2 separate regions of the Homo sapiens genome follow, and region 2 is linked to region 1. Evidence: chromatin contacts called from ENCODE Hi-C or POLR2A ChIA-PET data. All regions are on one chromosome and are shown on one strand. The core of a region is the stretch at or near the end of the contact, and the rest is flanking DNA. Distances in the headings are between cores, read along the strand shown. Region 1 holds the start of SERHL2 (serine hydrolase like 2). Region 2 overlaps PACSIN2 (protein kinase C and casein kinase substrate in neurons 2).

What was found. Hi-C counts contacts between places; a loop is a spot of excess contacts on that map. ChIA-PET counts read pairs that join two places held with the same protein, here RNA polymerase II (POLR2A). Pooled maps may share reads with other maps.
Region 2: a map with no recorded cell type shows a loop between it and region 1 (2.6-fold over the local background). The contact joins the enhancer-like site here to the promoter of SERHL2 in region 1. A Hi-C loop is called at or near these places in 1 of 37 single-sample maps with no recorded cell type and 1 of 50 pooled maps. POLR2A ChIA-PET finds 5 or more read pairs at or near these places in 2 of 52 experiments (WTC11 and activated CD8-positive, alpha-beta T cell).

Annotation. Positions count from the first base shown.
Region 1 is chr22:42,552,706-42,557,131 of GRCh38, forward strand. It overlaps SERHL2 (serine hydrolase like 2), which reads left to right and starts at 1,251. Exons shown (of 12, transcript NM_014509.5): 1 at 1,251-1,337; 2 at 2,233-2,382; 3 at 2,527-2,640; 4 at 2,959-3,000; 5 at 3,359-3,378; 6 at 3,809-3,883. The coding sequence starts at 1,316. RefSeq lists a silencer at 794-1,193.
Region 2 is chr22:42,931,649-42,936,074 of GRCh38, forward strand. All of the region lies in intron 1 of PACSIN2 (protein kinase C and casein kinase substrate in neurons 2), which reads right to left. Among named protein-coding and RNA genes, the nearest start is that of ARFGAP3, 77 kb to the left of the region's middle. RefSeq lists enhancers at 2,369-2,885, 2,886-3,401. Within about 2 kb of position 1,988, at least 25 of the 41 ENCODE cell types and tissues checked have a DNase peak (open chromatin) inside an H3K27ac peak, as active enhancers do.

The DNA of each region.
Region 1 (4,426 bases), core at 1-2,500:
TAACACGGTGAAACTCCGTCTCTACTAAAAAAAATACAAGAAAAATTAGCCGGGTGTGGTGGTGGGTGCCCGTAGTCCCAGCTACTCGGGAGGCTGAGGCAGGAGAATGGCGTGAATCCGGGAGGCGGAGGTTTAAGTGAGCCGAGATCGCGCTACGGCACTCCAGCCTGGGCTACAAAGCGAGACTCTGTTTCAAAAAAAAAAAAAAAAAAAAAAAAGAGAATTCACTACCAGTACTTGTTCTTATTTGTCCTAGACTTGCCACTGTTTCAGACTCAAAGGGTGCACTTTCCCTCTTTCATTGTAGGATTTAGTGCATGAATCTGCTCACCCCAAACATCCTCTTCATAACTTGGGGTTTTCGATCCTTTCCAGGCAGATATTGTTTATAATCCCTCACCTGGAGGGTTCCTCCACGTCCCCAATTTATACATTCATTTGTTCACCTGTACAATTTTTTTTTTTTTGAGACGGACTCTCGCTGTCGCCCAGGCTGGAGTGCAGTGGTGCGATCTCGGCTCACTGCTGGCTCCGCTCCCCCGGGTTCACGCCATTCTCCGGCCTCAGCCTCCAGAGTAGCTGGGACTACAGGCGCCCACCACCTCGCCCGGCTAATTTTTCGTATTTTTAGTAGAGACGGGGTTTCACCATGTTAACCAGGATGGTCTCGATCTCCTGACCTTGTGATCCGCCCACCTTGGCCTCCCAAAATGCTGGGATTACAGGCGTGAGCCACCGCGCCCGGCCTGTACAACAATTATTAAGACTGGCTTGTGCCAGGCTCTGCTGAGAATCCCAGGACACGGTGGGGACACGGTGGACGCAGGCTGTCCGTCAAGGGGGCTAGTAAGCCACTAAACAAAGGGTAGCCTTCAGCCCTGCGGCGCGGGCCAGCGAGCATTCAGAGGCCCAACTCGCTGTGGTTGCTCCCCGGGTCTGGTCCCGCGCGGACGTGGGGGCGGCCATCAGGACTGCCCGGGGGTTGGCGCCCTGCTGGGTTCCAAGCCGGTGGGCGCGGACAGTGTGGCGGGAAGGCCGGGCCTGGCGGGTGGGGGCGCGGCCTGGCGGTGGGGGTGGACCTTCCTGGGGTGGAGCCCGCGGCTGTGGGAGCAGGGCCCGCCGGGGCTCGGGCAGGGCGGTGGGAAGGCGGGGCCTTCTGAGTGGGGGCGGGGACTGCTGGAGTTGCGGGGCCTGCCTGGGGTAGGGCGGGGCAGGACAGCTTGGAGATAGGGCCCGGAATTGCGGGCGTCACTCTGCTCCTGCGACCTAGCCAGGCGTGAGGGAGTGACAGCAGCGCATTCGCGGGACGAGAGCGATGAGTGAGAACGCCGCACCAGGTCTGACGGGGAGGCCTTGTGCGAGCGTCCCACTGCCCACCCACCTGGTTGGGACAGTAGAAGAGGGCGGGATGGAGTGGAGGGTTCGCCGACCGCGTCGCCCTCCTGGGTGTCGCAGCTCCTTCCTCGGCAGTCCCGGGGCATGAGAGCGCGACCGGCCAGGAGTTGGGGGACCCGGGACACGGCCGCACGTGGCCTCCCAGGGTTCCAGGAGCCCCTGAGTTAGCCGAGCGTGCGCGTGGGTGTCGGGGGTGCGCAAGTCTCCAGCCTTGCAGAGACGGAGGAGGCTGCCAGATGTGGGGGCGGTGGGGGTTCCTGGAGTCCCACCGCCTGCCCTAAATTTCCACTCCGCCCTTGTCGCCCAGTGTGACCTTGGGCATGTACTGCAGCTCCCAGTGCCTCAGTTTCCTGCTCTGTGGAGGGAGAGTGACAGTGGTCCCACCTGCTGCGTGTATGAGGGTTTGGCACCCCTCTGGCCTTTGGGAAAGGCTTAGGAAACGGGCTGTTTCTTTACTCCGGTTTTACAGGAAAGGAAACAGGCTCAAGACGTTTTAGTAACTTCTCCAAGGTTACCCAGCCAGCAAGTGATGGGGTCCAGGCCTGACCAGCGCCCCCGCCCCAGCACATTCTAGAAGGTTCTGCCCCAGTTTAAATGGGGTGCATGCTCTGAGGCCTGTCACAGCTTTTTCCGGCTTAACTTCTCTGTCCCTCCTCTGGGAGTCTCCACTCCCATGTCTGACTCTCTCCCCATAACCTTCTGGGGCAGCTAAGGGTCTGAGTCCCTCTGGACATGAGCCCCTGGCTCAAGCACATCAGGCAGAGATAAGGGGCTCAGGGAGCACCAGCTTCATGGGTGAATGAATGAAGGAATGAAAGACCCGGCTGTGTCTTTCAGGTCTGATCTCAGAGCTGAAGCTGGCTGTGCCCTGGGGCCACATCGCAGCCAAAGCCTGGGGCTCCCTGCAGGGCCCTCCAGTTCTCTGCCTGCACGGCTGGCTGGACAATGCCAGCTCCTTCGACAGACTCATCCCTCTTCTCCCGCAAGGTGTGAGGCTGGGGCTGAAGGGAAGGCCAGGGGGAAAGTGGGCAGGAAGGTGAGGGGGGAGGTCTGCAGGGGAATGAGGAGGGCGGGGAGACAGCTGGCATAGACACCTCTTCCTACCCTCCAACCCGCTTCTCTCTGTTTCAGACTTTTATTACGTTGCCATGGATTTCGGAGGTCATGGGCTCTCGTCCCATTACAGCCCAGGTGTCCCATATTACCTCCAGACTTTTGTGAGTGAGATCCGAAGAGTTGTGGCAGGTAAGAAACAGAGTGTGTATTTTCGGCGGTGTGGGGGGTGCTCTAGGGCACCCCCTCTTATCACTGGAGGCGGGGTAGGATCCAGGAAGCAGCGCTGGCCTGAGAGTGGGGCCTGGGCTCTGGCCCCAGGTCTGCCAGCAATTCACGGGAGATCTTGGGAAAGTTGAAGAGTTCGCTTCCTCCAGTGGGTCCCCCAAGCTAGTGTCCTGGGTGGACACCCCAGATGCTGGGAAGGGATTTCCTGAGCCTGGGGACTAGAAGCAAGATCGTGGGCTGAGCCTGTGCCCAGCCGGACCTTCTGGCTCCTTGCATTTCCAGCCTTGAAATGGAATCGATTCTCCATTCTGGGCCACAGCTTCGGTGAGTACAGTGGCCAGGAGCTGACCGGGCCCGGAGTAGGGCTGGGAGGGAAGGATAGGAGCTGCTGCCCCACCCCTTTCCCCTGCACTTATGAGATCTGCAAAGAGAGATGAGAGGGTCAGTCAGAGGTTGACCACTGTACCCTCTGACCTCAGGCAACTGCCGCAAGGGACACAGGGATGAGGGAAATGTGGTCTTTTGAGTGGTCAGGTCTGATGAAGGGGACATCATGGCCCAGATGCTGAGCCCCCAGCCACCCATATGGTGCCCCCCCCCCCCAACTGGTGGGAAGAAGCTTTAGGGTATGCAGCTGGGGAGGGAGTGAGGGAATGTCACCCACAGCTCTTTTGTCCCCCAGGTGGCGTCGTGGGCGGAATGGTGAGTAGATGGCTTTGTCTGGCCAACTGGGGCTCCCTTGGGTGGAGTGGGGAGGGGAGCACAAAGGAGGAAGGAGAAGGTACCTGGGACAGAAAGTGCCTCCTCCTGTCACAGTGACAGTCCTTATACCAGGAAGTTGGTGTAAACGGTGGAGACTCCTGGTAGAGTTCATGTTTCCACGCCCCCATACCCGGTCCCACCGCACCCTGGAGTCCAGCCATCACCAAGGTCTGGAGCTCAGTGCTGGGTGCAGACTTAGGGGTGGTGGGGGAAGGCACACCATAGATAGAAGATTCTCCTCTGGCCTCTTGGTCAGCACCCTCCCCCCAGCCTAAAAGATGTTTCGGGGAACTCCAGGGTCCCCAGGGAAAGGCGGGAGTGTCCTTTCCTTCTTCCCCCTATTCATTCTCCCCTTTTGGCATCCTCACAGTTTTTCTGTACCTTCCCCGAGATGGTGGATAAACTTATCTTGCTGGACACGCCGCTCTTTCTCCTGGAATCAGATGTGAGAAGCGGGCTTTCGTGCATGCTGTCATTAGGGAGGACCTGGGCCCCGGGCAGCGCTCCCAGCCCTGTCTCCTTTGGTGGACACTAGGGAAGCACGAGGAGGCGGCAGAGGGTGGGAAAGGGGAGTCAGGGACCCGCTCCCCAACAGATGACAGGCTTCTGCTGCTTATACCCCTAGCAGTGGTCAGGACAAGGGGTGTGGGGGACCCCTTGGAAACTGGATGTGTGGCTCGGGATCTGCAGAATGCCAGGCTGATCACGCAGTGGCAGGCAGTGGAAGAGGGCAGCGGCCATGGGTGGAAGATGTTCTAGGGCACACAGCTGGGCCGGCACACTGCACTCACACCCAGTCGAATGCCTTTGCACTGTGTCCACATTGCACCACCACACATGACAGCCCTAAATGTGAACTGAAGGAACAAGGACTGACCCCTCTGACCACCACTACCCATAACCAGTACTGTCTCTGCGTCTGAGTCCTGGCCTGGTTTACCTGCTGGGTGACCCCTGGCAAGTTACTTTGCCTCTCTGGGCCTTAGTT
Region 2 (4,426 bases), core at 738-3,237, 380 kb after region 1:
AACTTGATGAGTTTCTCATAATGTGTAATCTTCCAGCTGCTGGCTAGGCTGAGAACTATTTCACACACTATTAATAGTTACATTTTTTAATTTAACAGAGCCATGCAGAGATCACGTTGTTATTATTATGGTTAACAACCAGGGTATATTCACTTACACAATCCCTCTCTTCCAAAACAGCCCAGAAAATGTCACAAAACCCCCAATTGTAAGGAACACAGGTGGTATTAATAACCCTAAATTTTCAAAGCTAAAATGAAAACGTTTAATGTTTTCCCATGGAAACTCAACGTTAAAGAGAACAGAAAACCTATCCTCACTTCCAGTTTCTAGCCTCTTCAGGGCAATATTTGTAAATACTCAAATCATGTCACTTCCCTTCTCTAAACCATCACATCACTTCAACCCTAACTCCTCCGCTGTACTGCAAATCCCGTCATGACCCGGCCCCTGCCTGCCCTTCCACCCATTCCCCAACTACTCTCCCTTACCTGCTGGCCCTTCTCTGTCCCAGCACAGGATCTTCTCTCTGTTTCTTCAACATAATAAGCTCATCCCTGCCTCAGAGCCTTTGCACATGCTGTTCCCTCTGCCAGGAATGTTCTTCCCTGAGACAAGCGTATGGCCGGCTCCCCCTCACACCATTTGGGGCATCCCTTAGAGAATCTAGCCACACCTCCCACCACCACCAACTCTAGCCTGTTACCTTCTAACTCTTTTTATATTTCCTCAAAGCACATACCACTACCTCAGTTTTTACCTGTGTACAGTCTGCTTTCCCCTCTAGACAGTGAATTCCAGAAGCGTATCTCACATATGACAACAGGTCCTTTCTAACATTTGTTGAAACTGACAGCGACACACTTGGGGATCTTTACAAGTGAAATGGTGGGACAGTAAAGTGTTGACTTGATAAAAGGATATCAAATAAGACCTTTAGGATAATGTACTATTGGTATCAATTTTACTCACGAAGACCATATACTGACATATCTTGGATTACACAGGAGAGAAAAAAGATTAGTTACTCGGATTATTAACTACAAATGTTTATTGAGCTGAGAGCAAAACAATTTTTTGATGATTCTTACAAAGTCAATTCTAAAAAAAAAAAAAAGGAAAAAGCCAATTCTTCCACAATGGCCAGCTTGTAGAGCCACTAAGTCAGAAGCACTTCCCACCTGGAGCCTCCTGGGCAGCCCCCAGGACACCCCCCTGTCCACATGCCACTAGAAGTCCACACTTTCCACACTTTTATTTTGCTTTTGATCTTCAAAAAGGGGTCCTCTCTGAATCAGAGGAACCAACTGTGTTAGGAGACGAAATGTCCAATCAGTTACGCAGCACTTTAAATTCTCAAGTATCAAGAGTTGCTGTATCATTGAATCAGCATTTATATTTACAGTAGAATTTGAAAACACCTGGCAAAGCCAAGTTCCCATAATTAAGTCCAAAGCACATATTCAGAACCTAGTCTATTATTATCTTTATGTGTCAGAGGAAAACCTTGTTATCCCTGAAAAGTTGAGGTCTAAGACTTTAAGAAATTGGAAACAAACTATCTCTATGGTTCCATATACCTCCCCAACTTTCCTTAAATCCTGAACAACTCTTTAAGAAATATATATTTCTCAAAGCAATGAGATGTAGAAAGGTACCTCTCTGAATAATCCTGCATGCCTGGAGGGCGGGCAAAGCCGACTTCACCAGTGACTGCCAAGCCCAGCATTGTTTTTCTCTGGACTGCAGATTCTCAAAACAAGAGACCTGCCCAAAGTGGAAGCCTCAATTCAAGTCCAAAAATAAATGACAAAATAAATAAGAGCAACAGAACACACCCATGTTCATGTTTGAGGGGACCAAAGAACCAAGGGTGGTCTGTTAGATGTCTAGACCAAAATGTATAACACCAACTCCTCCCAAGCAAAAGCAGCAGCCTGTCCGTCCTATACTCTCAACCGTGGCGCCTAAAGGGGAAGTGGCTCCACACAGATGACATAGGTCCACCCACTCAAACCCCAACGGGGCCCTCACAGCCCCCGCACCCTGCACCGTCCTTCACAGAACCAGACCCTCTTTCTTCCCAGCATCTGCAAGTGGCAGAACAACGGACTTTTCCCATTTGGAGAAAAATGCTATTGCAGCTGGAGAAACATTCTTGGAAGTTATGAATAAGATATTCTGATTGTAAGGAATTGTAAATGTGATGCTGAAGTGTGTGAAAGTATGAACAAGCAGACGAGGAAATATTATGGCGCCATGGTAACAGAAACTATGGAAGAAACTCCAGTTCACAGAACTGTTTAAAAATAAACCGGATACTCAAATACCAGTGAAAAGCTACAATGACTCACACTGTTCTCCTCAAATACTTACAAGAACAGCCAGTTCTTTAACACACTTGTCTTCCAGGCTTTTTCCCCATTGGAGAAATGTGAGACAAAGAGAGTAAAAAGGAGCTTTGAAATTTTCTCTAATTTTACCAGCAAGTTGATCTGAATAACAACTTATATGTTTTAGAGTTGAGATGGGAGTATGGAAACGTGCAGAGAGCACTGAGGCTTTGAATAAAAACCATACTAAATTCAAAACATATAACCGAGGCCCAGAGTATGCTCAACTGTGTGCCCAAATACCAGTCAATCTGGTAAAGAGCTACAGCACAATTTCTACGGGAAACGCAAGACCTTCAAGGCACTGTGTGTGTGCAGATCGCCTTTTCCCTTCTTTTCCCTTCTTGGCTTCTGTGTACTCCCCCTCCTTTGGGCCCTGCCTCAGCTGCACATCCTCCAACTACACTTGCACACCTTTCAATGTGGCAGCTGCACACAGAACACCTCCTGGGGCCTCCCCACTCTGGCTTCCCAGCCTGCCCAGCAGCCTTGCCCCTCATGGGCTGGCCCTGATAGCCACACGTGCAGCACACTGCCACCTGAGACTGCCGCCTTGCTGGTCAACTCCCACCTACCTTGCAAGGCCCAGTTTGAGTGTCATCTCCTCCAAGAAGCCCCCCACCGTTCTAGTGACCCTTTGCCCACCACTGTCCCGTTATAGTTCCTCTATGGTGCCATTATTTGGCCCCCATTCCTCTTTCCCCAACCAAGTTGTTAACCCTGGTAGATCAGACCATACTCGAGTCACCTGCCTTCCCTAGTGCCTATCACGGTACCCACAGCTCCTCAGTGAGGGTCACTGAAAGAAAAAATGGAGCCAGGGCATGGATTTCTTTTCTTTCTTTTCTCTTTCTTTTCTTTTCTTTCTTCCTTTTTCTTTTTCTTTTTTTTTGAGACAGAGTTTCGCTTTATCGCCCAGGCTGGAGTGCAGTGGCGCAATCTCGGCTCACTGCAAGCTCCACCTCCCAGGTTCACGCCATTCTCCTGCCTCAGCCTCCTGAGTAGCTAGGACTACAGGTGCCCGCCACCGCGCCCGGCTAATTTTTTTTTTTTTTTTTTATTTTCAGTAGAGTCGGGGTTTCACTGTTTTAGCCAGGATGGTCTCGATCTCCTGACCTCATGATCTGCCCGTCTCGGCCTCCCAAAGTGCTGGGATTATAGGCGTGAGCCACCGTGCCCAGCCCAGGGCATGAATTTTTTAGGAAACCTCAGAGTCCAGCAGTGTCTGCGCCATATTCCTGATTATCGAGGACCTGCCTCCTCCCTGTTTCCCTTTCCCCTGACCTAACTCACCATTTCTCTCCTTTTCCCATGGGGCGGGGTGGGGGGAAGAAGGCTCTCCTGCACAGACTGCCCCTCTTCCACATGTGCGGAGACCTACTGTGGACATGGCTCCAGACTCATGGTCTTGTCTAGGGTCAGAGCACCAAAAAACTTGTTTCCACATAAGCTTTGCCACCAGCTGGTGAGCAGTTTCAATGAAGTAACTGTACTTAGGCAACACTTAAAATGGACTTCGTGAGGGATGATTTTTCAATCTTTTGCAACACAAATTATTCATCAAGTCCTATAATCACTGAGATTTCAATTTGGCTTGTTACCAAAATCCCAAATACTGGCTTCGAGGAAAAAGTGTTTCCACAGAGACAAGGGCAACTTGAGAACAGGTTCACGGGCCAGACACTGAAACACACTGGTCCCGAGGGAACACAGGTGGCCCCACAAGCAGCACCCTCAGACAGCATGAGACCTGGAGAGCTCAGAGAGTCCCAGGCATCCCAGGGGCTCCATGGCACCCCTGAGAGATGACCTAGCCATCAAGTCTTACTGGCCACGTTACCCAGGTACATTCTATCACTTCATTCTTCCTGTTGAAAACTACAGAATTCCAGCAGGGCACGGTGGCTCACGCCTGTAATCCCAGCACTTTGGGAGGCCGAGGTGGGTGAATCACAAGGTCAGGAGATCGAGACCATCCTGGCTAACACGGTGAAACCCCGTCTCTACTAAAAAAAATACAAAAAATTAGCCGA